Regions from separate parts of the Mus musculus genome. Here region 2 is linked to region 1. The links are chromatin loops, found by intact Hi-C in ENCODE. Cell type or tissue: heart. All regions are shown on one strand. Each heading gives the region's core, and the rest is flanking DNA. Links, peaks and the distances in the headings are about the cores only.

Evidence for each region. Peaks named below come from ENCODE experiments on the same cell type or tissue, not always from the same donor. Only the 100,000 strongest peaks of a DNase experiment are listed, where the experiment ranks them.
Region 2: a loop joins it to region 1, with 3 times the contacts of the local background. A loop is called at or near these places in 2 of 42 quality-filtered maps.

What each region holds. Positions count from the first base shown.
Region 1 is chr9:50,729,420-50,744,536 of GRCm38, forward strand. 2310030G06Rik (RIKEN cDNA 2310030G06 gene) reads right to left here. Exons shown (of 4, transcript NM_025865.3): 2 at 12,842-12,879; 3 at 11,877-11,941; 4 at 10,272-11,330. The coding sequence ends at 11,082. It also overlaps a transcript of Dixdc1 not described here. Among named protein-coding and RNA genes, the nearest start is that of Dixdc1, 9.0 kb to the left of the region's middle. In heart, for the core only: a CTCF peak has its summit at 5,789 (motif pointing left); a DNase peak (open chromatin) is centred at 5,825.
Region 2 is chr9:50,437,264-50,452,380 of GRCm38, forward strand. No RefSeq gene overlaps it. Among named protein-coding and RNA genes, the nearest start is that of Gm32462, 41 kb to the right of the region's middle. In heart, for the core only: a CTCF peak has its summit at 6,921 (motif pointing right); no DNase peak of the experiment used is centred there; H3K27ac peaks cover 817 bases.

The DNA.
Region 1 (15,117 bases), core at 4,520-7,019:
AGACAAAAGGGAGAAATTACAGTGTTAAGACCCAGAGGAGATCAGAGCCTTGTCCAAGGACACAGCTGGTCAGGGACACGCAACTCAATAATCAAGGAATTACAAACCATTTTCTAGCCATCCTGTATCTCCCTCAGACTCCATTAGGACCTCAGCAAGAAAAGTCTATAATGAGCCTACTAAATCATATTTAACCCAATGGCCTCCTCCTCGGGTCACTAGGGGATAAGAAAACCCTTACTTGGGGCAGCCTGACTAGATATCTAAAGCTGCTAAACACAAAGTTCTTCTGGGGAAGAAAAAACAAACAAAGTGCCTTTGACCACAAGAAGCAGGAAGCTGAGTGTCAGCCTGCCCTGAGCTGGTCGCTCAGCTGGTTAAATCCTGACTGTTCCACTCAGGCTGAAGCCAGAGGAAAGCAGTAATACCAAGTGAAACCGATCCTGAGCGCTCTGCAAGTCAGAGACCTCTCTGTCCTCCACCAGCTAGCCAGGGTGGTTCACCAAGACTCTCTACTGTTCCTTCAGTCCAAGGCAAAATACCACCAGGAGACTCACTAACCCATGTTTAAGACAATGGGGCCCTTTATGAGCAGACTTGCAATGGCATAGAATTGCACATGGCACATCTACATACCTAATGATGAAAAACCAAAATGTTCAGTTTATATAAGTCAGTTTGGGCATCAGAGGGAGGCCTACAGACAGTCATCCATGCCAAGAAATCACGGTTTCTCAAAACTCCAGTCTTTGATGGGAACAACGCCTGGGAGCTCAGTGCTTTGGAGAGAAGACTTACAAAGCAACCGATTTGCTTATCATTTTGGTCTTTTGAGGCAGGGCCGTGGGTAGCCCTGGCTGGTCTCCAGCTGCCTAAAAAGCCAAAGATGACCTTGAACTCCTAGTCCTCGTGTTTCTGCCTCCCAAGTGCTGGGATTACAGACACGTAGTACCATGCCTAGATATAATCGATGTATTTGTGTGTCTGTGCTATGTGTGTGAAGGTCCCCTTTGGAGATCAGACACCAGAAGAGGATGTTGAGTACCCCGGGGTACAGGATGTTGAGAGCAACCCAGTGTGGGGTGATGCAAACCAAATTCGGGTCCTCTGGAAGAGCAGTGAGTGCACTTAACTACTGTGCCATCTCTCCAGTCCCCATACTGAATTTCAAATCTTCAAAATAGAGATCTCATTTGGCCCATTACCTTATTTCATGCAGGGAAGAGACAACATCAGGAGAGGTGCTCACGGTCACTCAGTAAATCATTACAGTGGCTGAGATCTAAATAAAGCCCTTGGAGGCCTGAGCTCATGTCCTTTTCAATAACCCTCCACGCATGCTAGAGGGCATCAGGGTGCTCGACAAATGACTTGTTTTAAGGCATATGACAAAATAAATAAATAAATACATAAATTGTATAGTTCCTAAGTGACTTGTTTTAAGGCATATGGCTAAATAAATAAATAAATAAATAGTATAGTTCCTGAAAACCTAGGGAAGTAGTTTCTATTATAACTTTCTAAGATGGAAATATGCTGTCCAAAATAGTGGTTTCTAGCCACATGGGCTACTGAATGCTTGAAATATAGCTAAGGCAACTAGGCAACTAAAATTCATGTAAATATAGATGACATAATTTCAAAATATTCTGTTTCAGACTATTGAGACGTCTCTTCAAACTATAATAGCTCAAATACAGTGTGTATCTTTTTTTTAAAGATTTGTTTGTTTGTTTGTTTGTTTGTTTGTTTATTATGAGTACACTGTAGCTGTCCTCAGACACTCCAGAAGAGGGAGTCAGATCTTGTTATGGATGGTTGTGAGCCACCATGTGGTTGCTGGGATTTGAACTCCTGACCTTCAGAAGAGCAGTCGGGTACTCTTACCCATTGAACCATCTCACCACAGCGTGTATCTTATGATTAGAAACAGCACAACATTTCTGTTGGTCCATATAACGTAAAATTGCTCATAAACTATGTCTCAGAGGAACATGAACATATTCTGTTCCAGGCTCCCTACTCCATGCTACTGCAATGTCAGTAAAGAGCTGGGACAGTAAGTGGGTCAGATTGGAAGTGGGTTAGAACAGTGACTGGGGCGATAATCCATACAGTGCAGTGCCTGTATATGGGATAGCCACAAAGCACTCTGGGAGCTGCACCCCCTTCCTTCCACTGCAGCAGGCCTGGGCGGAGGCAAGGACTAACTGCAGCAAACTGCTTTCCACAGGTTCCTGCTTCTCTCAGAGTCTGCGTCTGCTGGACCTCAGTCAGTCCTGCATCAATCTTACCAGCAATGGCAAGTACTTCCACAGACTAAAAGCCACTCAAATCTCTAATGGAATAGCAAAATTGATCTCATTTCACTATGTCCCATGTCCTATAGGAATCAATAATATGTATACGTGTGATGGTCACAATTACAGTGAGCAGTTGATATTTACATATGAAGAGAGGTTAGGGGGTAAAGATTTTTGCTCCTGACCTAATTACTAAGTGGTGAAGCCAGGAACTGAACCTATGGCTACAGGTGCCAAGGAAGCACTCTGGCACTGAGCTCAACCCAGCAAAGTATTTTAATCTGATGCTTGCAACACAGAAGGTACTAACCCAGTGTTCCTAGATGAATGAATGAATGAATGAATGAATGAATGAATGGATGGATGAATGAACCAGTGAAAGAAACATTAGAAAAATGTATTCAAACCATCTATTAATAAATGTAATAACATGTTTGCATAATTAAGACATTAAGCCTTAAACAAAGCTGTCATTTGGTGAAAACACTGCCTGTGACTTCTCTCTGTGTAAAACTAAAATGTGTGAGATTCACACCTATGAAAAATTTAACATAGTCACTACAGCTGTCATTCATGATGAAAAGAAGCAGAAAGGCAGCTTACATAAACCAATGTTTAAAACTGACAATGAGACAATCAATGACCCTCTGAAATCATTTCTTAATCTTCCTTTTATTTCCTCATACCATCTGGGATCTTTAAGGGCCTCATGCTTACAATTTCTTTCACATTTACATTCAGAGACAGCAGCAGCGGCAGCACACACACACACACACACACACACACACACACACACACAGGCTTGTACCCAACAGCCAAGATAGCAAACATGTCCTAGCTTCTAAACTGGGTTTATGTATGTGTGTATGTATTTACTTATTACAGTGCTGGGGGCCGAGAACCCAGGGCTAGGTAAACCCTCCACCCCTGCACTTCAAGTGGCTAAACTGCTCTTTTGTCTCCAGATTCTCACTTGCCAGTCTATATTCATTCCAACCACTCTCAGACAATAGATTCGTCTTGCTACCCCAGGGCCCGTTGTCTTTGCACACTTCTTTTCTGCAGCACATCAAATAGAAATTCTTTGTGTCTGGCTCAGAGGGCTTCCCCTGGGATTGCCTCTGTTTAGGCTAGAAAGCTCCCTGATCACCAAGGCTCATTCTCACCTCTGAGTTTTCACACTGACTCTCCACTGGCTTTGAGTGTCCCACATTCTACTCTCCTGCTCCCCACATCGTTAGCTCACCTCCTCCAACCTTTGTCTCTCTGTGAAACTTCTTTGACCACACTTTTTGGTTTCGTTTGTTGGTTTGTTGTTTTGTTTTGTCTTTTGCCTCTTTTCCTCTTCCCTTTATTCTTTTAGTGTTGAAAATGAGTCAGGGCCTTTGTGCGTGTTAACTGAGCATGCCACCACTGCCCTCTGTGACCTCTTGTAACCACTCTTGATTAGAGTCTGTCTTACTCATCTTCACACCTCCCTGGCTTGTCCCTGCTCAAATGTTTCTCCTGGTCCTTCTCTTACTGCTCTATTTTAAATGACAATACCACCTCACACCCACACTCCTAGGTGTCTCTCCTGATGTGTTTTTATTTTTCCCAGCAGCCTTCGCCATCACCATGGCGATTCCCCATTCACTTGTCCTTTCCTTGTGGGGCAGTGGGTGGGTACTTACATATGTATGTAGGCACTCATGTGCTGGTGTGCTCACACAAGTAGAGGCCAGAGGTCAGGGTCAGGCACCATCACCTTGTTTTTTGAGACAAGGGCTTTCACTGGTACTTGGGAGTCAGCAATTAGGCTAAGCTGGCTGAGGAGCCAGCTCCTGGAGGCTCCCTGTCTCTGCCTCTTGATTATAAGAGGACACTACTACACTGGCATCTTCACAGGGGTCCTGGGATTGAACTTAGCTCCTAGAGCTTGCTTTACTGAGCTATCTCCCCAGCTCTCTTCCCGCCCCCCCCACTCTCCCCCCTTCAAGGATAACCTTATCCTGGCTATCCTCCTGCCTTAGCCTCCCAGGTGCTGCATCTGAAGGCATCGACCACCACATCTCGCTTACTGTTCATTTATCATTAGCGTCTCCTGCTCATAAGTAAACTTGTACAGGACTTCTGTATGTTTTGCTTATTCCAGAACTAAAAAGACTTAGAGTCTGGCACATTGTAGATGCTAAATACAAAACTGGCTGAATTTCTCAATCCTTTTCTTTTGAAAATGAAAAGGTCATTGTGACTGGGTGGGAACCTCGGTGGTTTAAAGCGTGGTATTACTCTTGCAGAAGACTGAGGTTAGGTTCCCAGCACCCACATGGTGACTCACAAGCATCCATAACTCCAGCCCATGGGATCTGACATCCTTTCTGACTTCCATGGACACCAAGCACTCATGCTGTGCACATACATACAGATAAAAAAAATACTGAAATACATAATACAAAATAAACTTTCCAAAGATTCAAAGATCAAACTAGGCATGGTGGCACATGCCTGCAATTTTAGCACTGGGAGGTAGCTGCAGGAGGATCCAGAGTTTAGTATGATCTTTGTATATAGGGTGAGTTCTAGGACAGCCTAGGTTATATAGAACTGTCTCCAAAAAAAAAAAGATAATAAAATAAAACAAAACTCAAAGGTCCAAGCCAGGCCTAATAGCACCAGCCTATACTCTCAGCTCCTTGGGAAACTGAGGAGGTTCACATATTCAAGGTCTCAGTAGGTTACAGAGGGTTCAAGGTTAGCCTGGCAATTTAATAAGACCACACTTCAAAACAGTGAATTAAAGGGCTGATGATGTAGCCCAGTGGTAAAGTGTTTGCTAGGTATGTATGAGAACCTATTCAATTTCTGTCACTGGAAAAAACAAACAAACAAACAAACAAACAAACAAACCCAGATAAATGCAAAGGTCTAGAACCTTCAGTGCTCTATCAGTTAGTTCTTAATCACGGTGAGCCTAAGGCTATGGGTCTTTCCCTGTCTCTTACTGTATTCTCGAGACAAGTATAACTTATGGTAGCCTCTTGTCATTTCTTTTCACTTATCCATGCACTCTTTTGTTAAACAAATGTTGGCTCCTTATTCTATGTTTATGTACCAGGCACTATTCCTTTAGCAAAATCTTGAAGAATGAAAGATCCACTCATATATACAGGTCATATACTGAGGTAAGAAACCAGGGTTGAGGGCAGAATAGACAACCCGAGAACACAACATCAGATGAAAGGAACAGAGAACACAGGGTGGATGTGACAGCCAGAAACGGGCAGAAGAAAAAATAGGAGAGAGTGGTGAGAGACTTGGGTAGAATGTTGCCAAAGTAACCATCAGACAGCAGGGCTCGGTATAAATCATGCCCGAGCAGATTCGCCAAAGCAAACGATTCAGAAATGCGTTCTACAATTTTTTTTTTCCTAAATCGAGGGTCAGGTTGTCTGCCAAACATCCATCATTGACAACTGGACCAAGACAGCGACATCTGGTGGATGTTGTGGAAGTGGCTCAAGTCTCTCAACTAGGAAAACACTGCTCCCATGCTTCTCTGCCTGGCCCATCACCACCGGCCTCACTGTTACTAATTACACTGGTAAAACCTAGCCTTTCATTAGGGCTCAGCATCCTCACGTCTTGGAATCCATATTCTGATGTTCAGCTGCCCTCTGAAGGATGTGCGCAAGCTCTGAAATCACCATTCTTCCTTATTCTGTAGCATGCTCATACCTGGATAAATGGAGCCAATTTACTTTGCATTCAAGCAACAAGAACCACTTTTGCATTGATAAATAATCCAAAACGTGCTCTTCCTCCAAGGACGTGGCTGTGAGCACTAGGCTTTCTTTTCGACCCCACTGACATCAGGGCAGTAGGAACAAGACACAACTAATCACTGAGTGTATTGCCACATTGATCCAATTAGAATAAGTTACGTTTAACTTTTTCTTCCTGTGGAGAAGGGTTCTATAGCCTGAAAATGTTTCCTTTTTTACTCTGTTTGAAATATCTGGTCTGGAGACCAGATATAGCTCAATGGTTAAGAGCGCTGCCATTGCAGGGAATCAAGAGTTCCATTTGACTTCCAACTCTCTCTCTCTTTGACTTCCAACTCTCTCTCTCTCTTTCTCTCTCTCTCTCTCTCTCTCTCTCTCTCTCTCTCTCACACACACACACACACACAGAGAGATAAATAAAATGTTAAAACCAAAGTCCTTCATTAAAACACTATCAAATGACTCTATTATAATGTTATTTAATATGCAAGATGTATTATTATACATAATAAAATTTTGGTTTAAGGGAAAAATAAAATACCAATCTATAATTTAAAAAGTTCTTATCTTTTTAAAACAGTCTTACATTGGCTTATTTTCTTCTTTAAATATATGGATGCTTTGCCTGTTCACTACATGTGTTCCTGGTCCCATAGAGATCAGAAGAGGGCATCAGATCTCTTGGAACTAGATTTAAAGGCATCTGTGAGTGCTGGTTATCAAACCCAGGTCTTTTGCAAAAGTAGTCAGCGCTCTTAACTGCGGAGCGATCTCTCTGGTCCCCAGGTTGCTTATTTTCAATGTGATTGGTGGAGAGATTCAAAACTTCAATGAACAGGGACTGATCAACAGTCAAGATGATTATAGCAAATCTGGCCATGGTAGTGCATACTTTTTTTTTTTCCCACAGACTTCATTGGTTCTACAATGATCAGCAAAGACAATGTTAAATATCACTCCAGGGGCATCAATGTAGATGTGAAAAGCACCCTTGGAAAGTGGTAGTGCATACTTGTAATCCCAGATCTTCAAAGGCTGAGGCAGGAGATTTGCCTCACTGTGAGCTATACAGTGATTTTAGTGCCAGACTAGGATACATAACAAAACTCTTCCTCAAAAGGCCAACCAAGTAGGGGCTGGAGAGATGGCTCAGCAGTTAAGAACCCTGGCTGGGGGCTGGAGAGATGGCTCAGTGGGTAAGAGCACCCAACTGCTCTTCCAGCGAAGGTCCTGAGTTCAAATCCCAGCAACCACATGGTGGCTCACAACCATCCTTAATGAGATCTGACTCCCTCTTCTGGAGTGTCTGAAGACAGCTACAGTGTACTTACATATAATAAAAATAAAATAAATTAAAAAAAAAAGAACCCTGGCTGATCTTCCAGAAGACCCAGGGTTGATTAGTAGCACCTATATGCCTGCTCTCAGCTGTCTGTAACTTCAGTTCCAAGGGACTGAACATCCTCCTCTAGCCTCTGTCAGCCCCAGGCATGTGGTGCACAGACATACATAGAGGCAAAACACTCATATACAAAAAAATAAAATAATAATAAGACTCAAAGACAAATATACATATCATGAAGTTAACAATATCAAAGTTTGCATATAATGGGATTTCACAGAAAACATTTGCATAAATGAACAGACTAGGATAATGACTAGAATATTCACAGTTTGCTTCTGGATAGGAGACTTATAGGGTAGGGGTTCTTTTGGGGACAGGATTTCTCTGTGTAACGCTGGCTGTCCTTGAACTCATTCTGTAGCCCAGGTTGGCTTCAAACTCAGAGATCTGCTCCCAAATGCTGGAATTAAAGGTATCCATCACCACCGTACTACCCAGCTAGTTCTTAAGTTTTTAATCATAATTTGCTATGTTTCTCAAATGCTTTGTAATTAACATTATTTTTGAACAAACTATTGAGATCTTTTAAATAATTCATATATACTGATTAGAGTTTCCCAATCTCTCTCTGGTTTTATTAATTCCAAATATATATATATAATGAATTGATGCTCTAGAAATGAGGTAGAATTTCTACAAGAACGAGGAGCAAGAAAGGAAGGCAATAATGTCTTGTTCTAGGCTCTACACAGAATAGCACAGGCATTCCTGTAAGGTCACCACCACACTCCTGACAATACACAGGCACTTACAGAGGGCGCTCCAGGCATAGAGGAGTTACAGACTCTCATAACCACTTGAGTCCCCATCTTCAGATTCCCTAGAAGATCCAATTCAGGGCCACCTTAAGATAGGAAAAGGAGATCTGTGAAAATACATAGTCGGAGAAAATTCAAAAGCTAAATTAACTTAGGAGGAGTCAGTGCGCTCCCTTTAATCTATTAACTTAAGTCATCTTAAAGTGTCAGATTTAGAACCCTGATGAGCAGCTAAGATATTGTAATGGCAAGAGAGAGAGTCATCTCAGCTGCATACTTTTTCCTTTTATTTGTCTGTGTGTAGGGGGTAGAGGCAGGTGGTTGGTGACCGTGGAGGTCAGAAGATGGGATGGATCTCCTGGAGCTGGAGTTACTGGACGTCGTGAGCTAACTCAGGTCCTTCGGAAGAGCAGTAACCACTCTTATAGCTGAGCCACCTCTCTAGTTCTTCAGGGACACTTTAAAACAACTTTAACTTAGGTTTTCACAGAGATAAGAAGGATGCTTTCCTGACTCCACTTTCCACCACCTCCCCCGACATACAGTCTTTCCCACATACATGTCCAAAACCAACCAACCAACAAACAAACAAAAAAAACAAACCATGGGATTTATTCAGATAACCAGAAGAAATACCAGATTATCTGCACCAGACACATTTTTCACTCTTCAGAAACTTCTTAAACTCATTTTTATTTTTACCCTCAGGAACGTTTAACTCCCGACAGGAAGCATGAACTTTGAAACAGGGTGTGGGGGGTTGAGAAAGGGTCCCATGTAACCCAGGCTGGCCTCCAATTTTCTATGTAATAGCGAATGACTTTGAACCCCAGATCATCCTGTCGCCACGTTCTAAGTGGTAAGATCACAGGTACACACACCACACCTGGCTCAGCATTTAAAATTCTACAGCAGAATTTGTCTACAGAATTTTATGTTAACATAGTGTTGCCTATGGCATTTTATTTGACCCTCATGGTTAAGAACCCTTGAAAAGGGTTATTTTGTTTACCCCCTAACTAACACATAGAAAATAAGCCATGGAGTTGCCCTACCAATTTGCAGCGAGGGTAGTCTTCCACCCCACCTCTTCTAAACCCTCTTGCACTAACTAGGTCGGTGTCAGAGAAAAGGCCTAGCAATTGCAGTAAAGGTGGCGGTGGTGGTACGACGACGACAACGACAACGACTATTGAATTTTATGCGATACTACAACCGTTGCAAATTTGCATTGATTCTCTGTAAGGTTGATAATAGCAACACTAATGTGCGGTGTGAGTGTGTGCGTGTGTGTGTGTGTGTGTGTGTGTGTGTTGCAATTCCCTTGTCAGTACTCTACTCATCTTCAGGGAATCACCCTCTTATTGAACCAAAAAGTATATTTGGGGAGAATGGCAGGACGGGTTAAGCAAAGGGAATGAGTTACAGCTCATCTCTAAGCTCTAACGTCTTAAGCAAGAACTGCACACTAAGACTCTACAGGGTTCAGAGAGAGCTTAGACCGAAAAATTTTTCCCTTCGCACCCTCGTTTCTGCTGCACGTCCCTACTTCCGATCTGGAGGCTCAACAGGTGGTAATGACATTTCTCAGCTACTCACCACTTTTCGGCACCTACCTCATAAACTATCGGCCCGTTTGGTTCAGCATCTTTCCGGCTAGCCGGCACTTTTACGGAGCTGCGCGTTCTTGCTGCCATGGCGACCCGGAGGCCTGCGTCGCTCGGGCCTGCCTTTCTTGGACAAGAGCCAGCCCTAGCAAGCCTTGGCTCCGCTCCTGCCCTCCAGGCCCCGCCTCCAGCCGACCTAGAACCCGCCCCTACCACTCTGGACCCGCCTTCCAGCCTCCAGACCAGAACTCCCTACCAGCCGCCAGCCCCGCTTCTCCTTGTTCCCACCCTGCTCATTTAGTCCCGCCTACTCCCCGTCTTCAACCAATGGGAGCTTGCCGTCTGTTCACAAATCCATACCCCAGCCTTTGACCTTCAATAGTGTGGGCTGGGACACCTTATAAAATTCAGCTCCAGGAACAATCAATCACCAGCCTGTTCTACATACTATTTATTAATTGATTCGAAAGGTTCTTCAGACGAGAGCTAACAGTCCTGCCAGGAGACTTTCTCCAGGATGTGGTCTCGTGGCTGTTAATGTCGACAAATTGAAGTCTTTGAGGCTCAACAGTTGGAGTCCCATCTCTGTGATAAGGTCTGGAGCCTTTGACCTAGCTATTAGGTTGGTTGTCCACAGTAGCTCCGAGGCTGTGTGCAAAGGCTCAGAAAATTTCCGAAGAGCGTTTCTCTTCGGTTTTGGGGTATAGGTGTAAAAACGGAATATAATTATCTAGCACAGTGGTCACATCTGTAACCCCAGCACTGGTAGTAAGAGGCTGGGATAGATCATAATTTCAAGGCCATCTTCAGCTATGTAGCAAGTTCCAGGCCAGCCTGGGCTACATGAGATCCTGTTCCTCAAAAAACAAAACAACCAAGACATAACCAAATAACGACAAAAAGCCCTAAGAAAATCAAATATCATTAAATAACTCCTATCAGAAACAGCCAAAGTGCATAGAGGGTTCTTGCTGCATTTGAGAATGCAAATAATGTTAGGGGTCAAAGGTCAACCTTTTTTTTTCACATAAATATTTTTTTGGAACTCAGTCCACCCATAGTTAACCTTACCACAACAGTGGCAAACCAAAAGATTCATAGTGGAAAGAGTAGGGAGACCCATAATTCCAGATGCTCTGGTGTCCTTTAAGATTAAAACATGGCCATTGTCCTTGTTCTCGAGAACAGTAGGTTATTCCCACAGGATGGTAAAATCGTAGAAATCGGAACGTCTTCCCGAGGGCTCACACCAGGGTTCCGTTGTTGCTGTCATACTGAGGTGTGGCCTGGGGGAAGCGAAGGGTGGCGTACTCTGTAGCAGATTCTGAATGCAGGCATTTCACTGTGTGGAGAGAGTGTGGCCGAATTTGCCTGAGCACATGAATGTCCGCATAATGCAAGTCACTCTCCTCCGACGTGGAGTTTGAAGTTTTCTTCTGAGATGCAGGCGGGTACAACACTTGCTCATACGTGGGTGCTGTTGTCTCATAGTCCTGGGAGAAATCAGCAGAATTAAGGGAGGTTCCCATGCAGGGCCTTTTACACTGAGGTCCCCTTGCTGTGTTCCTCTGGGAAGCCAGGTAACAAACACAACATGAGTCTCTCTCTCTCTCTCTCTCTCTCTCTCTCTCTCTCTCTCTCTCTCTGTGTGTGTGTGTGTGTGTGTGTGTGTGTGTACACCTTGGAGGAGGGTCCCTGCACTCCATCTTGTTAGAAACAGGCTCTTTCTTGTTGTTTGCTGCTGCACGAGCCAGGCTAGAAACCGTCCAGTGATTTCCGGCTGTTTCCCATCTCCCAGTAGGGATGTGCTGGGATCACAGAAGCTTCTGTTACTGCCTCCGGCTTTTAAGTGGCTTCTGGAGATCTGAACTCTGATAGTCAAGCTTGCGCAGCGGGGACTTTACCTTCTGAGCCATCTCCCCCGCCTGACAGAGCAATTTCTACAGATGGTTGTGACGAATCTGTCTCAGGGTGAGAGAGCTGAGCACTGGGAACCAACATCTGAGTGGGCCTAGGAGGGGACAGAGGCCGACCATTACCTTTGTGCCATTCTGCCACAGCTGTTGCTGCTTCAGGATGCTCAATGTGGGTCTTGGGTGGCTCCCTGTGGGGGAAGAAAGCTAGCTTTAAACTCAGTCTCTTTCCCGTTTCTACCGAGACTGCCCTCTTCAAATGTCTACTCGCCTATTGGCGTGGGAGTCTAGCAGATCTCTCTGGCTGAGCTCCTACTTGTCTCACATCTGTTAATCTACTCCCAAACTCCTCAGGATACCCTATCTTCCATCCTCCTTGCTCATCAGCCCTCAAACATAGTTCCATGAATATGCAATGACAACTCATCCTGTGCTAGGCTCTGGGCCATGCTCTGGGAGATAAAGATGAGTAAGCTATTTCCTCTGCCTTGGGAAATCTACCATGTACCTGGGAAGTCATATGAGGTGACAAAATACTACAAAAATGTAGTACGTGCTGAGTTATACCAGTGGGCCACTTTCAACCAAGCCATTTCTCTCCCAAGTGTTTGCCTGAGAACTCTTCTGCCCCACTAGCACCCTCTTCTGTTGACCTATGAACTTGAGATTACACCCATGGCTTCTGTTTTTGTTTTTCTGTATTCTGTTGTAGCACCAGCAGATGTTACAGTTATGTATTTACATGTATCTGCCTCTCACAGTTGATTCTCTGCTCTTCCAGAGCTCTTGGAACCCTCCTCTGGGCCATGCTTCCTCATTGGGAACCTACAGAACAGCTCATGTATAATACAAGTGCTCAATTGTATGCTGTAGCTAGATGAGAGCATGGGCAACCAACTTTGTCCCTTGAAGTAATGGGAAAGGTAAGGTCAACAGGTTCGGGGCTAGCCTCAGACCCAGTAAACTAAAGACTCTTTTTGTCATACCACCTCCCCTTTATCGAGTCCAAGGTCATGTCTCTTCTCTGTCTTCCTCAAGGCTTTACTCTCTTCTCTGATTTCCCTTGCTCTTAATACCCTCTCCTTTATTACCTGTTTTGCTTTTCTTCTGGAAAGTCGATGGGCAGCTCCTGTGTAGAGAAACAGATCACCAGTGTGCAAGGAGAGCTCTGTACATTCTCCCTGTCACATTTGCTCTGTGATCTCCTTCACATTTTTGGATGCTATCCACACCACCACCGCCACCACCCCCAAAAATTCACTCTGTGCCAGAGTCAGCCTGAACATATTTGCCAAGGATATACAATGCCTCTCCTAGATGGATGGTTCTGGAAAGTACAGCGGTAAGACTGAGATAACCAAACCCAAAATACTGGTTTAGGCAACCAGGCACTGCATGCCAGGGATGTTACTGGCTTGAAGTCTATTCTGGGATTGTCTATGAAGCTAATCCCAGGAGAGACTGAGGGAAATCTGCCAAATTATGGAATATATTCCTGGATCCAGAGGCTGAGTCTTCGTTGCTATTTTTTTTAGGTGGGGAGGGGGCATGCTGTCTTTGGAAACCTGAGACTTCCATTCTGAGAGTTATAGGAGCTGTCACAACCAGGGCTACCTACCTAGTCAAGGCCCTTCAGAGCTCTATTCCAGTAAGTGGTTACCCTTCCTACTTCCCTGTCCTTGTTTTTAGTTAACAGACAAAGTGAGAGATGCTTAACCTTTAATGCCCTTTGGAGCACTCTGTCTCCAGAACTGGGAACACTGACTTTGGGGAGTGACTCAGCAACCTTGCTCCTGGGGTCCCTAGTGGAGCCTACATGTCTACGTGCCTGATGCACTTGTCTGAGGGAAACAGGGTGAACAGTTTCAAACTTTCTTTGGTTGCCTATTCTTGCTAGTATATTTCCAAATCTCTCGAGAGCCCCACCTGTCTGATTTTGCCTCTCCTCAGGAAGTTTCCTTCTCATGGAAATTAAAGAGAAAGGAAGAGAATGACAAGCAGACATCTAAATCATGATGACTGTACTACCGTGGGTGTGGGGGAATCAGGATTTTTCCACACGTCTGATAAAGACCTCTGTTTTGGAGTGATTTTCAGTTTTGAGGCAACTTGCTGAAGGCCAGGGGGTTGGTCTAGCTAAACACTAAAGGTGGAGTGGCAGAAAGATGGCTTCCGTCAGTCTCCCAGCTCCATCCTCTGCTCCTTCAGCTCTCACTTTGGGTCAGAGCTGGGTCACTGGAACCAATGCCTTGCTCCCTGTCACACTCCTATTTTCCTGCTTGTTTGTACTGAAGTGGACAGAGACACTATTAATGGGTGACTACACAACCAGACTCATCCAATTTTAGTGAACAGAGCCTGTTTCTGAGTTGGATATTGCATAGAACCTGGACACAACCTGATAGCCATAGATGACAGAATCAGTTTGAGATTAGACTTAAAGAATCTAAATGGGCCATCTTCCACAGCAGTCATAAGAATAAAAATGAAAACAATCTTTTCAGGATGCAATTGGCAATAAGGATAACTACCCTTAAGCATAAGTGCATCTACTGTCTGATGTAGCAATCTCGTGCCCCAGTACATGACCATATAAAGATGACGTCTCATTGCAGCATCACACTTCAAAATAGGAAACAGCCTACTTGATCAGTATTGATGAGTGACTAAGTAAATGGTAGATATAGAGAATAGCAAACCAGGTGGCCACTTTGAAAAAGATGCTGAAAAAGAACACCTAATAGCATGGAAAATTTTCACTAAATTTGTACTAACCTAATAAAAAGACATGCTTTCCAATTAAAAACTGTGTGTGTTTCAAAATAGTATGAAGGCTGGCTCAGTGGTTAAGCGTGCATACTGTTCTTGCAGAGGACCCAAGTTCAGTTTCCAGCATCCACATCTGGTGCTTCACAATGCCCTGTAACTACAGATCCTGAGCTTCCAATGTCTTTTCCTCACTCCACCCTCCTAAAAGATACATACCTAAAACCCAACATGGGAACACAGGAAAATGTTCTTGTCTTTGCTATGATCTCTCTCTCTCTCTCTCTCTCTCTCTCTCTTAAATTTATTTATTTATTTAACATGCTCTGGTGTTTTGCCTGTATGTATGTCCGTATGATAATGTTGGGTCCCCTGGAATTGGAGGGACAGAGAATAGTGAGCTGTTCTGTGGGTGCTGGGAATCAAACCAGGATCCTCTAGAAGAGCAGCCAGTGCTCTGAAGTCTGAGCCATCTCTCCAGCCCCTTAGGATCTCTTTTTATTTTTATCCTTGGTTATTTTCCAAATTTTCTGCAGTAAATGCTTACTGCTTCTGTATCAAAAATGGCTATAATAAATATTCTATAAGAGAGATGATCAAT
Region 2 (15,117 bases), core at 5,891-8,390, 290 kb before region 1:
CACAGTAACTATGGTCACACACCAGAGAGCACTTAGGCAGACAGTACAAGAACCATCCTCCCAGGTAACATTTGTTCCCAATTTTACAAATGAGTCTGAGGAAAATTATTTTTCCCAATTACTATGATGAATGGCAGAGAAGAATCAATTTCTGGCTTAAAGTTCATTGGAGCCTACCATGCCATTTCCCTAATCCAAAAAGAGAGAGAGAAGAGAGAATAAGTCCATAATTTATTGAAGTATGAGAACAGAGACTGCCTTTTTCACAAACTAAATGAGAATAAAGCAAAGACACCAAACTAACCATCCTGTCCTCAGAGCTCACCAACCCCCCTAAACCTTCACAGATCCGATGGAGGCTCCTCCAGGGCAACCAGCTTTTTAATAAAAAGAATCCTGACCCTCCCAGGCAATGTGCTGGTCTTGGGTTTGCCTGGCAGGGACCAATTAAAGGACCGCCCATCCTATTAGCATCTGCAGTTTCTACACTAACCTTTCTCTTGCCTAGAATGGTTTGACTAAGCCTGAGAAATCTAAGCTCTAAGGAGTCTTAAAGAAAGGGCAGTATTTCTTTCTTTCTTTCTTTCTTTCTTTCTTTTTTTTTTTTTTTTTAATCTCCAGGGGTTTCTTTTTAATCTTTCTCCCCTGCCCCCCCTACCCCACATACACACAAACCAAACAAGTCTTCACACCACACCGAGGCAGCAGTGTACCAAGGACCCTGGCTAAGCCTGGGGGTACCTAGCTCCATGACTTGCTTCCCACAAATCATAAGGACTAAACCAGGGTGTGTCATGCCCCACGGATTGATCTAACTCCAGCTCCCAAGCCAGCCCCCTCCCAGACGCATCGGACTGCCTCACGTTGCACCTGAGACCGTCTTCGCCCCCAGGAACCCTTCTCCCTGCAGGGTCAGCCTAGCCCCATGCCCAGAAGAGGAGCCGCGCCCACCCGAGCCCTGGTGTTGTGGTCCTCCCTGCTGGGGCTGCACCCTGGCTGCTTATGGGCCGCTGCTGCCACCTGTCGGTTGCCTGTCTAGAGCAGCGCTCTCAAGGAGGCCCTGGCCCTGCAAGAAGACTTTACTTGTAGAAGCTTCCTGAAGAAGGAGACATCTTCCTGTCCTATCCAGGTCACTAGTGCTGCCCCTGCAAACTGGACTTGCAGATGTATGTGTTATGCCTAGCTTCTCCTGGGTTCCTTCCAGAGGCGTACCCCTCGCCCTTCTTAGCCCAGATCGATCCCTAAAGACCACACACCTGGCTCCCAGGTACCTCATAGCCACCAGGACCTACAAATCTGGGCAAGCTAGAAGCTAGCCCTTAGCTGAGACATCCTGGGGGCACAAAGAAATACAGGCAAAGGTCGTTTAAACCCAGATGCAAATGTCAGAATTCCCCAGAGCAGAAACCAAGAAGCTATTAATTAATAAACTAATTAATACTATCACAAGTTCCCCCAGGTATCCCCAACAGTAAGGCAGCTTGGAGACCCACAAGAGCAGTAGATCTAAATGACCTTTTTGACTCAAATACACGACTGTTCATCGTGTGTCTTATCTTCTGCGGTCTTCACAACAGCCTATAAAAAAATAAATATTAACCCTGCTTAATAGACAAGGAGCCAGACTTACGGAAATGCTAGGCACTGGAGGCTGTGCAACTGAAGTGGGCGGGGCCAGGAACAGAGCTTTACATATGCATGTTTATAACCCCAGTGCTGGGAAGGAGAGATAGGTGGCGCCGAGGCTCACACATATACACACACACCTGAGTCTATGGGGGAAAAAAAAAAAAAAAACAGACAGCAGCCTCTGCCCTTGGGATAAGAAAGATTTTCACCAACTTGCCCAGCAGCCTCTTTGGGTCTCCTACCTAGTTAAGCCTACTCTAAAGTCTGTATCCTAAAGACTGTGTAGCCACTAGAAGAAAAGAATACATGCAAACTGGAAGGGATGGTTTCGTTTCATTCTTAGTCACAGCTACTTTGGAATGGGGTGTGTGGCTAGTGAATCCTGCAGAGCTTCTCGGACCCTGGAAGTAAGTTAGACACTGGCTGCCTCCTTGGTTCCCATATTGACGTTCCAGGTTTCTAGCGCAGGCGCGCTGCTCTCTCTTTCTGTGGATGCAACGAAACCATAGGCTTCATGCCCTTGCGGCCGTGTTTTATCCACAAATTCCTTCTTCCTTACATTGCTCTCGTCTGGTGTTTAGTGAGAAAAGTGACCAGTACGCTGGCTTTCAGCAACCCCTGAAAAGTCAGCATCAAAAGTTATCAACTGAGTTTGAAAACTCAGGTATCAAAAGGAGCATGGATTCTGCCGCCGCGACCATACAGCGTCCTAAGCTGGTGAGTCATTTGCATAGAGTCATCTTAGGCCTTCGACTTTTCTGTGGGACTGTCTAAACATGTGACTCCTTAGCATCCAACACAGCTGTGGGGTCACCGCAGGTCCCCAAACCCTCAGCTCCAGGTTTGGGAACAGCTTGGCGCTACCCTTACATGTGGTCTCACCTCTCCCCACGCACCCCAGCTCTGCTGCAAAGACCTTCTCTCTTCCTCTGAACTGGCCAGGCCTCCTCCCACCACAATATATTTTGTCCTGTTGGTTTCTTTGCCCCGGTGGCACTTCTCCAGGTTTTAGCAGGCTTAAGCGCTTAGTCTTGGAATCCCCATTCCAGTACAACCACCCTACCCATCCGGAAGCCCACTAGGCCCCATACCCAAACACTCTCCTCAGATCAGCCTGCCCTTGCATCCCCTCAATGTCTGCAATGAGCCTGCTTCTTTTTCAGCTTTCTTCTTTTCTGTCTCCCTGAGACAATGTGCGCTTTATGAAAGCCAAGACTCGTCCACAGAACGGAGGCCAGCACTCCGCCATGATACAGTGATTGTTCTGTGAGTGAACACAGTCACCCTACACAGCTCAGACAGGTAAAAGATATGAAGACTGTTCATCGTGTGTCTTATCTTCTGCGGTCTTCACAACAGCCTTTAAAAAAAATAAATATTAACCCTGCTTAATAGACAAGGAGCCAGAAATGCTAGGCACTGGGGGCTGTGCAGCTGAAGTGGGCGGGGCCAGGAACAGAGCTTTACATATGCATGTTTATAACCCCAGTGCTGGGAAGGAGAGATAGGCGGACCCTGAGGCTCACTAGCCAACCAGGCTAGCCTGCTCTGAGAGTCCCAGGCCAGTGAGAGACCCTGATGGATACACATGAGGAATGGCACCTGAGCTTCACACACACACACACACACACAGGGCATGCAGTCACAAAAGGACAATATTTTAAACAAGAGCAGTGCTTCCCAGTACCTGGGAGTGATAGCCACTGGTAAAATTGGGAAATGGGCTAATAGCCATTGTCCTTAGGTTGGCATCTATCTCCTAACACCCTAGCCCCTCCTCTGGAGAGCAGCATGGGGATACCCAGGGAAGGCCTAGCCCTGCTGGTTCCCCTGTAAGTAGCTGGTACCGTGGAGGCCTCTGGCTGCCACATCTTCTGGCCTGAACCATGTTTCCCTTTATACTTAATAACAAGTGTGACTAGCGTGGCTGCTTTAACTGCTGTGCTCCTGTTGATTGACAGGCAGGAGGCTGGCAGACACAGCTGCAGGCAGAGACTTGGCAGGCACCAACCATGTGCCCTCTGCTGTGTTGGATGCCAAGGAGTCACATGTTTAGACAGTCCCTCAGTAGGACAGGGATTATCAGGGACCTCCTCTGCAGGCCCCAGGGGATTAGGATTGCCTTGGCCCTGAGAAGAGCTGCAAAGGAGAGACACAAACCAGGGTCCCAGTAGATGAATAAAGTTTGGGACACTCACACAAAACAAAGGTTTTCAATGGGGGAACTGGGGGTGTGACTCATTGGTAGCATGGTCCAACTTGTCTAGCATCCATGAGGCACTGGGTTTGATTCCCAGCAACACATAGAACAGGCGTAATAGTGCACACTTGTAACCAGCACTTAGGAGATACAGGATCAGGTTCAAGGCCAGCCGAGGCTACTTAGTGAATTCAAGGCCACCCTGGTTACATGAGTGCATTTGAAAGACAGACAGAAGGAAGAAAGGGAGAGGGAAGGAAGGAGAGAGAGAATATTTAAAATATCCTACATATAACTGGACCCCGGAACTTGTCTAGCTGCAGTATAATGACCAGTGTAGAGGTCTGTCTCTCTGGTGAGGCTGTGAGCTGCTCACATGACCTAACAGGTGGTCGGCAGACATGATCAGCTGGGTTTTGGCCTCTGTGTGGAAGACATTTTCATAAAACCCCAGACCTTAGAGGTCATCTCATACAACACACAGGGAACCTGCATCCAGAGATCACTACTGTGAGGAAAGGTAGCCCAGGAGAACACAAAGACTAAAGCCACAAAGACCTAGGAAAAGCCAGCCCCCTGCCTGCAGGCCTCCATCACTCTGAGGCTCTTAGCCTGTGTCACCAACCACTTGGAACAAACTGTTCATAACTCAGCTTCCTCATTCTTTACCCCAGGTCGGAGGACAAGCCTCACCTCGGCTCTGCATCAGGTCATGGTGACCACCTCCTCCACACACTGCCACAAACCCAGCCTTTTGTATGGCACAAAGAGCTTGCTGGGGAGCTCTTAATATGGGGCTGAGGAGCAAGCGAAAGGAAGCGCTTGGAAACAGAGGAGATGGCCCTTGTTTTGCCTGCTGCAGAGACCTGGCACTAGGAAGCCTTAGTAGCAGGCCTTAATCACCAGCCTCTGCCGCGGTCCCTTGTTTCTTCAGAAGCAGGAAACACGTAGGGCCTTATGAGGCTACCTGAGCCAGGCATGAGAGAGCAAGGCTATGTAGCTCAGGGGAGTGGCAGACCGACTCCACCACTGCCTGCGGAGGACTGGCTGCTTCCTTACAGGTGAACTCAGAGTGGGAGAAAATGTTTCAGGAATTCAGGATGAGCAAATGTCTGCATGCACAGAGACCATGGAAAGAAAAGAAAGAGATTTGGCAGAGGAAGATAGAGCCAAGCGCTTTATCTTGAAAGAGATAGAAGACAGCGAGAGATGGAAGTTAAGAACTTAATGAACTTGGGCGAAGGGAATAGATAGGTTTCTATAATCAATTAGAGTTGCCAAGGCATGTGAGGCCATGAGGATTTTGAAAGGTTACTAGAATGCCCTAGACTTCATCACTAACAACTGCAAACCCTTTGCTTTCATCCCCCAAACTTTGGTCACCTGAGACCTAAATCCACAACCCCCAACCACTCAGTTGTCAGCAGTCCGAGATTTTGTAATCTTATCTAAATAAAAGTTAAAATGAAGGCCCAAACCCTCTGAGGTTCCTCTTCCCATGTAGACGCCAGTGAAATCTCTCCACAAAACCACCAACCCTCTGCTCCATCATCCACACTTCACCATCTGCCTCTGCCTCTCAGCTCACCAGCAGCTACTTTGCCACAGTGAGGCTATCTTTCCATAGCCCACCCTTGCACAAGCTGGCCCTTCTCTCCCGACTCTAGACTCGCCTTTCTCTTAAAGCCTGCCCAACCCACCTCCCACAGCTCCCCGGAGACATTGTTGTTTCTGGAGAGTGAACTTCCTTTGAGTCATCTGGTCGACACCTCTGCTTCATACACAGGGGCTACTCAGTATGCTTTCCGCAGGAAGGGTGGGGTGGCTTGGTGGGTATTAGGTCAATTGGTGGGGAGATCTGACGCTAACATGTCCTGAAGTGTAAGGAGTGGGAAAGGTGGAGAGACCAGTCTTCTGGGGACATCCGGAGCTCAGAAGCAGCCGACGCTACCAGAAGCACTGGCAAGGGCAGGAGACAGGGCAAGAAGAAACTCAAAGGGACCTGCAGAGATCACTTGCCTGGGTCAGGATCAGTGCAAAGACTTGGGACTCCTGCTTCTGGATCTCAGGTCTGAGGCACAGGCTCTATGAGCATCTCTGTTCCTTTACCCTTTCCAGTCCCTTCCTCACTTCCCAAGCTGCTGTGAAAGGGGACTGTGGCAAAGAATTTGCCTTTGTTCTAAAAAGTCTACCCACAGCTAAACTGAAGGCTTTTGGACTAATAACGTTGGTGGAAATTTCAAGACAGCCTAGTATTAATTAGGTCACGTGGTTATTAGTAAACAGCCTTATATCTTAGAAAGCCTTATCTATAAGAAAGGGAGTAAGCTGGACAAAGAGAAATACACAATGTGCAATCTGAGGAGAAAGGTGGGCATCGGGGAATGTAATGGATCTAACCCAGTGCTCCGAGAAATGGAAGGTTTAAAAAGAAGCCAGAGGCTGTTTGCAGAAAGCAATGGGAATGCAACTGGTGCCAAGGAGAGACAAGCAGGAAGCGCTAGAAATGGAAGCCTCCCGAAGGGAAAACCTTGCTGGAGTTTATGGGGAATGCGCTAATTGACACATATGTAACAGTGTTCAAATTCTGGCTTAGGAGAACTATGGGGGGGGGGGGCGCATGAGCGCGCTCACGCTCTCACCGGGCACCACGCAGAATCACTCATCAAAAAGTGATTGTCAAGAAGCTGGATGGTGGGCTCTGCATCCGTAGTTCTCCAGGCCACAGCTCAGCACATGCCTGGAGCTGTAAAGAAAGCTTACAGTTGCACAAGAATGGGCCGTGGGTGGAGAACGTACCCATGAGGATGTGCCGGTGACGACCATCAGTTTCCGCTAAGCCAATGACTGTCAACTGTTGCTGGGGTAAGAGCATATCAGCTTCTCTAATGGCCACGGAGGGATGACTCGGTGGGAAGGAGTTAAGAGGGAAAGGAAGGGGTTCCCAGGGCATAATGAGGGTGAATATACTCACAATGCATTGTATATGTGTATGAAACTATCAAGAAAGAGAAAAGGGAAGGCCTGGTGGAGTTAGGAGAGAGGAAGAAAGAGTCTTGTTATACACCCAGTCAGCCACTAGAGGGCGATGCTTCCTCGTGAAACATTTCACCAGCTCAAGGGCATACAAGGATAAGAAAAACCACATTCCATGCACGCAAAATATGCTTTCTTGGGCGTGGATGGATTCCACAGCATATTACCTATAAAATTTTCTCCTTATCTTGTACTTCTGTAATGGTAATGTGATACCTCAGCGAGACGGCATCTTAGAACCAGTTTTACTGCCATCCTAATCTCAGGCATCAGATAAACACTTCGGAGGCCATGGGCTGTGATGAAACGTAGCACAAAGTAAAGAAACGGAAAAGCAAATTCTGCCTACATTAGGCTCCACCAAATCTGGAATCTTAGAACACTGAGGCATAATCTCAAAAAGTGTTAAGGTTTCATTATGTGTGTGTGTGTGTGTGTGTGTGTGTGTGTGTGTGTGTAGGTATGCACATGCCATAGCACGAATGTGGAGATCAGAAGACAACCTTGGGGAGTCACTGCTTTCCACCCTGTGACAGCAGGGTCTCTCTCATTTCTGCTGCTGTGCAGACCACTGGCTTCCGGCTGGTTCTCTTGTCTCTGCTTCCATCTCAAAGGAGTCCTAGCTCCACGCCACCACATCGGGCTCTTTATGTGGATTCCTAGGGTCAGACTCAGGTTGTCAGGCGTTGGGGCCAGCACTTTTACCCTCTGAGCCACCTCCTAGGCCCACTGAGCCACCTCCCAGGCACCATTAAGAATCTTATTCTGTGTTTTCATTTCAGTGACAATCTAAGACCTTTTATTTTTAACACTCAGGGTCAAGCAGATATCTACCTTCAAATGCAATCTAGTTCCTGAGTCTGAGACAATCCTGCTGTGCACCCCAGTGAGCAATGACAGTCACCTCCTGAGCCTTGAGAACAATGGTTCACGTAGAGGAGGCCCCCAAGCCAGCATGACTGTCTAGACGCCAGCATGGCAAACTATAAAGGGGTACCAATCCCATAAAGTGAATATCTCTGCCTGAGGCTTATTGGGTTTAGTTTTGTTTTTGCCTTTAGATTAATGAGGCTTATTTTAAAGCTATATTCATGTCTTTTGGAGTAGATGTGGCCTTGTTAGAGAAAGTGTGTCATAGGGCTGGGCTTTGGGGTTTTAAAAGCTAAAGCCAGGCCCAGTGTCTCTCTCTCTTCCTGCTGCCTTTGGATCCAATGTAGAACTCTCAGCCACCATGGTTTCTGCCATGAGGAAAAGGACTGAGCCTCAGAAACTGTAAGCCAGCCCCAGTGAAATGGTTTCCTTTGTAAGAGTTGCTGTGTGCCTGGTGTCTCTTCACAGCAACAGAACACTGACTAAGACAAAGAGTAAAATATAAGCAAAAAAAAAACAAAACAAAACAAAACCACGTTTAAAGAGTAATGGAGAATGGGGGTGACAAGGTCTTGGAGCTGAAGAACAACAAAAGACTAAAGAGATGCAAACCTAGCCACAGTGGCAGCTGTGTGAAAGAGCAGGTGTGATGTCTATTATTTAGAAAACAAGAGACAGGAAGACAAGGAGGAGGAGAACAAAGGCCAGGCCATAATTTTGTTGGGTAATGTAGGTATTAAGGAAAATTAGACCCCACCTGCATTCAAAAGTTGTTATAATTAATGAAGACCATAGAACAAGATTAGAATCAAATAAAGTCAAATTTTGATTCTTTCAGTTTCTCCTCACCACATAGATTGATTTCTAAACTAATTCTAAATTCATCCTAATCTTGCCACCACAAATTATATTCTAATGTAGTGGCGTTTGTTTGTTTGTTTGTTTGTTTGTTTGTTTGTTTGTTTGTTTATTGTGTGCATACACATAATGTGTATGTGGGCACGAATGTCATTGTGTGCGTGTGTGTCTGTATGTGTGTGTGTCTGTGCATCTGTGTGTGTATGTGTGTGTCTTTGTATGTGTCTCTGTGTGTGTGTGTCTCTGTGTGTGTGTGTCTCTGTGTGTGTGTGTGTCTCTGTGTGTGTCTCTGTGTGTGTGTGTGTGTGTGTGTGTGTGTGTGTGTGTGTGTGTAGTTGGCTCTGTTTTGCCCTCTTCCTATGAGTTCAGGGGATGTAACTCTTGTTGCCAGGCTTACCCAGCATACACCTTCACCCACTGAGCTGTCACCTCATCCCCAACACAGTAGTTTTCTGGAGCTAAAATATAAGTACATTAATGTAGTGATTTTAAATAAGATTAAGAATTTTTGGTGAAAAATGGACTTCACTGGTTTTTTTTCCCTACTTAAATGGCTTAAGATATTGACTTTCCAATTTTTGAAAGAAACAGACTTTTTTTTCTGTCTTTAAGTTCTCTGCTGATTTTTGCAGGCTCCTCTGGGTTCTATAATTATTATGAAACAATGTGATATTATGAAACAATGCGATGCAAATAACACAGATATTTCACCAGACCGCTCAACTTGAATGTGAATCAATTGTTAGCTACTGACTCAGTACAATTCATGGGGAAAGAACAGAAAGCCCTACTGCGTGAGCCTAGTTGACCCCAAAGAGACCCTATGAGTAACTTATGTTTCTCATGATCACAAAATTTCATTGCAGGAGGTTGAGAGAGTGGGCCTAGGGATCCCGGGGTGGACCAGGCAGGGCGCCCCACACAAGTGCTGAACCTGAGTGTGAACACACAGAGTGTGAACACACACACAGACACACAGCAGCGATGGTTCTGCTGCCCGTGCAGGAAACAGCTCAGCGCACACAGCCATGAATGTGCTCAGGAGCATGAAGGTCTCCAAGTACAAGTTCATGTAAGGAGCCGAAGAGGGGAAATGTAGCTTAGAGTCACGGTCTGCCAACAATTTTGCTCATTAATTTCCTCAAAGATTTTTAAGGAGGAAGGGCATGTTCTTACATTTTAAGTCACTATCTGAAATCTTTCCAAATTTGATTACTTACAAGAATTTATATGCCATTAGGAGTCCCATTTTGTATACCACCCCCTCCAAAAACAATGTAAAAGTGAATGTAATTTCTGTAGAATTCATGTTTTGAAATAAACTGTTCTGTTCTAAGTGCCCAGTGAATTCTAAACACCAAAGGCCCTGACATCCACAAAATAAAGTCTGAAGAAATTCCTCCTAAACAGAGAACTTATTTTCCTTCCCCCCTCCCCCATTAACCCTCACTTCCACTTCCTGGAACCCCTCCTCCCATAGATTTGTATCTTGGGTTTTTTTAATACTTATTTTCCTTTTAAGTATGTGTACGTGTCTGTGTCTGTGTCAGTGTCTGTGTGGGGACAGTGCACATGAGTACAGGTTCCCTAGGAGACCAGAAGCACTGGGTCCTCTGGAGCTAAAGTTACTGGGGATTGCAGCTACCCAGCATGGTTGCCGAGAGCCAAACTCAGGACCTCTGGAAGAATAGTACATATTCTTAACCATTGAGCCATTTCTCTAGCCCCCATATCTTGGGTTTTAAGCACATTATAAGTATGAATTTCTACAACAAAAAGCTATCAGTCTTACCTTTAATTTCCTGTGTCCCTGGGCTGTATTAACTTTCTTCTCAGACTGAGAGATTATTACATTACCTCGGAACTGACACAATGAACAGCTGTTGGGATTTAATAACCGTTACACAGAAATGCAATGGATTGTAAACACCACGAGATGTTTAGCTTCCTCGAAGCTTAGGGCTCTCCTTAGCATATACTCTTAAATAGGTGCTGTAGATGCCAGACTGGGGGAAGCTGCAACATTACTGTGTCCCTGTCTTCTCTAACATAGGCACTAAGGGATGGTGTTCATATAAACACAGAATATTAATTCAAAGAAAGCTCAGATTTTCTAACTCCTTTAATGAATGCCAAAAAAAAAAAAAAAAAAGATGATGAAAGGCACCTGGATGTTACACAAAGAGTAAGAACTTCAATTTCCCAGGGCCTGTTGGCAGGTCATGAGAGCCATTCATTTTCTCAGCAGAAAAGACACCAAGGTCAGGAAGTTCTCTGAGTCTGGGACAATGTACCAATAAGGTCAGGGATAAATGAGCTCATATAGTTTTAGTTCAAAGATAGACAAAGGATTCTGTGAAAGGGGGAAGGAGGACTCGCAGAAAGCTGTTAGACTCTGGGAAGCTGTTAGACATCCATACACATCAGTGAAGAAGGAAATGAGAAATCTTTCCACGTCTCACAGTGGGGTGACCCCTAGAACCTGTCGTTAAGTGAAGATTAGGAATGAACATGCAATAGGACATGGAATATTAGAATTCTCCTCAGTGGGGATTACTTATATACATACATACGTAGAGCATCTGAGGTACACCGTGCTTAGTACCAAGGAGAAAATGGCACAAGCCAAAATAGAGAAATGGTTTAGATACTATACCAAGGGCATGATCTGACTCATAAGAGGAAACTGATACACTGGACTCCAAAACATCTAAATTTTAGTTATTTATGACAACACTATCAAGGGAATGGGGGAAAGATAGGCCATGGAATGCAAAGCCATGTGTTCAAGTGACACATCTGATAACGGACAGTTCTCAAACATGTAACAGGAGATGACAGACCAGCAGTTGCCTCCTGTGATGTGAATGAACGGATAGAGATAAATACGAGACCCTAGAGGAGACTGGAAGAGCATCACAAATCAGAGATAGGACTGCTAAAGAGTAGAGACAGTGGGCAGCCCACAGAGAAGCAAGCAGCGCTCAGCTCCCCCAGGCAGCGCGCAATGCCCTGTGCCAGCTCCAACTGTAGGGTGGGGAGTGGAGTCTAATCCACGGGGTTAGCCAGACAGCCCTGGTAGGAAGAGAGTGACTGACCCACTAACAGGTCATGTGGGCAGGGGCGAGGGGTTCATTTAATCATATCGTATGTCCCAGAGAGCTGTGGCCCTGTCTTGAGAAGGAACACATAAGAAACAATTTCAAGTCAAGAGCTTGAAGTCACCCGCCACAGTCCCTGGGCGGGAGACAGCTACACAAGGCAGTCCTGGACGAGGGGTGAAGCTGGAGCGCCTGGAGGCTCCAGCGTCGGACAGGTCCTTGCTCAGTGGCCCCCACCAGTTTGTGGAGGAGCGGAATTACTGCCACCAGATTGACTATGGGAGCCAGGGGGTCAGTGAGGCGTGTGAACTCCTTGGCAAGTCGTCAAATGGCTTCCATCCCAGGACCGAGAACTCCTGCAATGCAATCCAAACAGGCACTCCTGCAAGTACAAGCCGCGCTGTCCACCAAGGCTAAGGGAGAACCAGGAAGAGACCAGCCCCAAAGTCCAATTGCCGGGCAATATCTGCAGGGGAGGGGAGAAGGCTGACAGACCGCTGTTGTAGATAAAGAAGCTCCATTTTATGCTAGGCATCCATCTTGGTACCTACCAGCCATTTGTCCCTGATAAGGAAAATAAGTTCCCAGTAACCCCGACTGAGCAGCGACCCCCCCCCCACCCAAAAATGTACAGCTGGGAATACCTATTTGTTATGATGACTAATTGTTTTCTTTTGTTTTTTTCTTCTGTAACTTGCTTATGCAGAGGCCCAAAGTTTTTTTTTGTTGTTGTTGTTGTTTTTGTTTTTTTTAGTTTCCTTAATTACTTAACTCGAGAGAATAGAATAGCTTTTGCTGGCTTGCATAGATACTGAAGATCTTCGTGTGGTTTTCTTCCTTAAAAGCCCTTCCCCACACCCCTTCTGCATGGCAATCTCAAATTTGACTCAGATTGTTCGTCCTGCTAGCAGCTAATCAATAAATCTTTTAATTAGAATTGGATGGAGTCTGTGGTCTTTTCCCTGGAGTCACAAACTCTATAACAACCACAATCACCTTTTAGCTAAAATCCGAAGAAAAGGATGAGTTGAGGAGCTTTAAAACACACACACACACACACACACACACACACACACACACACATATAGTATACCCATGGAATACAAAAATCCTATCTTTAGAGAATCCCACAAACTATCCAATGGAACTTTGTGACTGAAGAAGGAAAATTCAATAAGTCAAAATAAACATTGATGCTTCCAAGTAATAACAGCAGCTCTCAGGTTTAAAACACATGTGTAATTAAAATGTGTGTCAGCAAGGCTAAAATAGTAGGAGGTAAATTGACTTTAAAACAATATACTGTCTACAAGGGGGAGTGGCTGGAAAGGTGGCTCAGGGGTTAAGAGCACTGGCTCCTCTTCCAGAAGACCCAGGTTTAATTCCCAGCACCCACATGGCAGCTCAAAATTGTCTGTAACTGCAGTCCCAGGTAACCCAACACCTTCCGGTTTCTGCAGGCCCAGACATGCATGTGACGCACAGAAATACAAGCGCAGAGGGCCAGCAAGATGTTTCAGCGAGCAGAGTATATGCCTTACAAACACGAGCACCTGAGTTCAGTCCTCCAAAACCCACATCAAAACCGGACGTGGTGGTGCACAGTGTTATGCTAACACTGGGGAGGCAGAGACAGGCAGGGCTCTGGAGCTCACCAGGCAGCTCAGCCTCCTCAGCACGATGGAGGCCAATAAGAACCCTCGTCTCAAAATGAGGTGGACAGTGTCTCTGGGGAGCAATGCCCAAGCCATTCTTCTTATCTCTACATACACACACACACACACACACGTGCATATGCACCCCCCACACATACACGTGCACACACAGACAGAAAAATTAAAAAGGAACATTATAGAATACTTGCCTCAAACTAACATTAGATGTAATACTAACTCTCGACTGGCCAATGGCATGCTCAGAGATCTCCCACGTGAAGATTTCCCTAACCCCTAAGTTGTCATGTCCTGCACTATGCGCTGGCCGCACTGGAATACATATACTCTATACTGGATTACAGTATTACTTGTCTTGATCTCTGTGGTGTGTTAATCAAAGGGGTGTTATGAGTATAGAAAGTCCACAGTAACATTGCACAAAGTTCCCAACAGCATCTACTTTATAATACTTCTTAGACAAATGGGGCTAGTGGGGGGTTGGGGGAACCAATCTTTCCTCCTCGAGACACCAGGCAGGTCAACCAGTGTTATACTGTCAGCATCATTAAAAATCATCCACTGTTAATCCCTTTATGTTCTCATTGTGAGCCCTCCTTCTGATGTCCATTGGCCTGTAAGTAAGGAAAGACGTTTGGGTGTAAGGTAGTGTGATTCCCTAATTGACAGCTGTTGGACTCTCCCTAGCTGCCCCACGCCCTTGAGCAAAACAAGTAGATTTCAAACAGACAGCAAGACTACCACGGCCATTTTGAACACCCTGCTGAGCCCTAAGGAAGGGTATATGTCCATCACAGCTGCTAGCTCTGCCTCCTGAACGTGTGGCTCCACGCAGGATGGATTTAAGCCACTTGCACTGAATTTTTTAGCTGTCACAAGGTTTAGTGAACTTTAAATGATAGAAACATTTCCACCTAGACCAGAGAAAGCCCCAGGACCCAACAAGGGAACGCTATGGTTGATGCTAAAGGGCATGATTGGTGCAAATACAACAGTCATTTTCATGTGGAGTGTGCTGTGATTGGTACAAACTCCCTCTCCCTCTCTCCCTCTCTCCCTCTATTTCTCCCTCTCTGCCTTTCTCCCTCTCCCTCCCTCTCTCCTTCTCCCTCCCTCTCTCCTTCTCCCTCCCTCTCTCCTTCTCCCTCCCCCCTCTCTCTCCCCCTCTCTCTCTCCCACTCTTCCTCTCTCTCCTCCCTCTCTCTCCCTCCCTCTACCCCCCCTCTCTCTCTCTTGCTATACCAGCAGGCTTCTCAGCTCACTCGGTCAGTTACCTACTAGACCCTCTCTGTGCAGCCTCCCCCAGTGTTGCAATATCAGACCACAAAATGCTTCTCTTGAGTGATCAGTTCTTGGACTGAGCTAGAACCACAAAGGAAGAAGCGGCAGATGGCAGAGCCGGAGGAGTGGCAGCAGCCATGACAGCTGGGTGACAGACAGAATAAGAGGCAACGGTGGTGGAGGGGCAGCTTAGCTCAGAGCCGGAGCTAAGCAGCTGTCAGACTGGTCTGCAAAAGCAAAAAGAGGTAGCCGGCCACTTGACAGCCAAGCAAGGGGTGGCTAGAGAGTTCCGGACAAAGCAGGAATAAGGTGACGACAGAAGTAGAAAGGTCAGTGAACTGAGGCTAGGGAAGAATGGAAAGATGTAAAGACCCAGGGAGGAAAAGCTTCAGACTCTGGTCACTGGAAGAGTGTAAACCAGAAAGCTGTAAAACATTTAGGTCTGGGTCTCAGACACCCTAATCCTGGG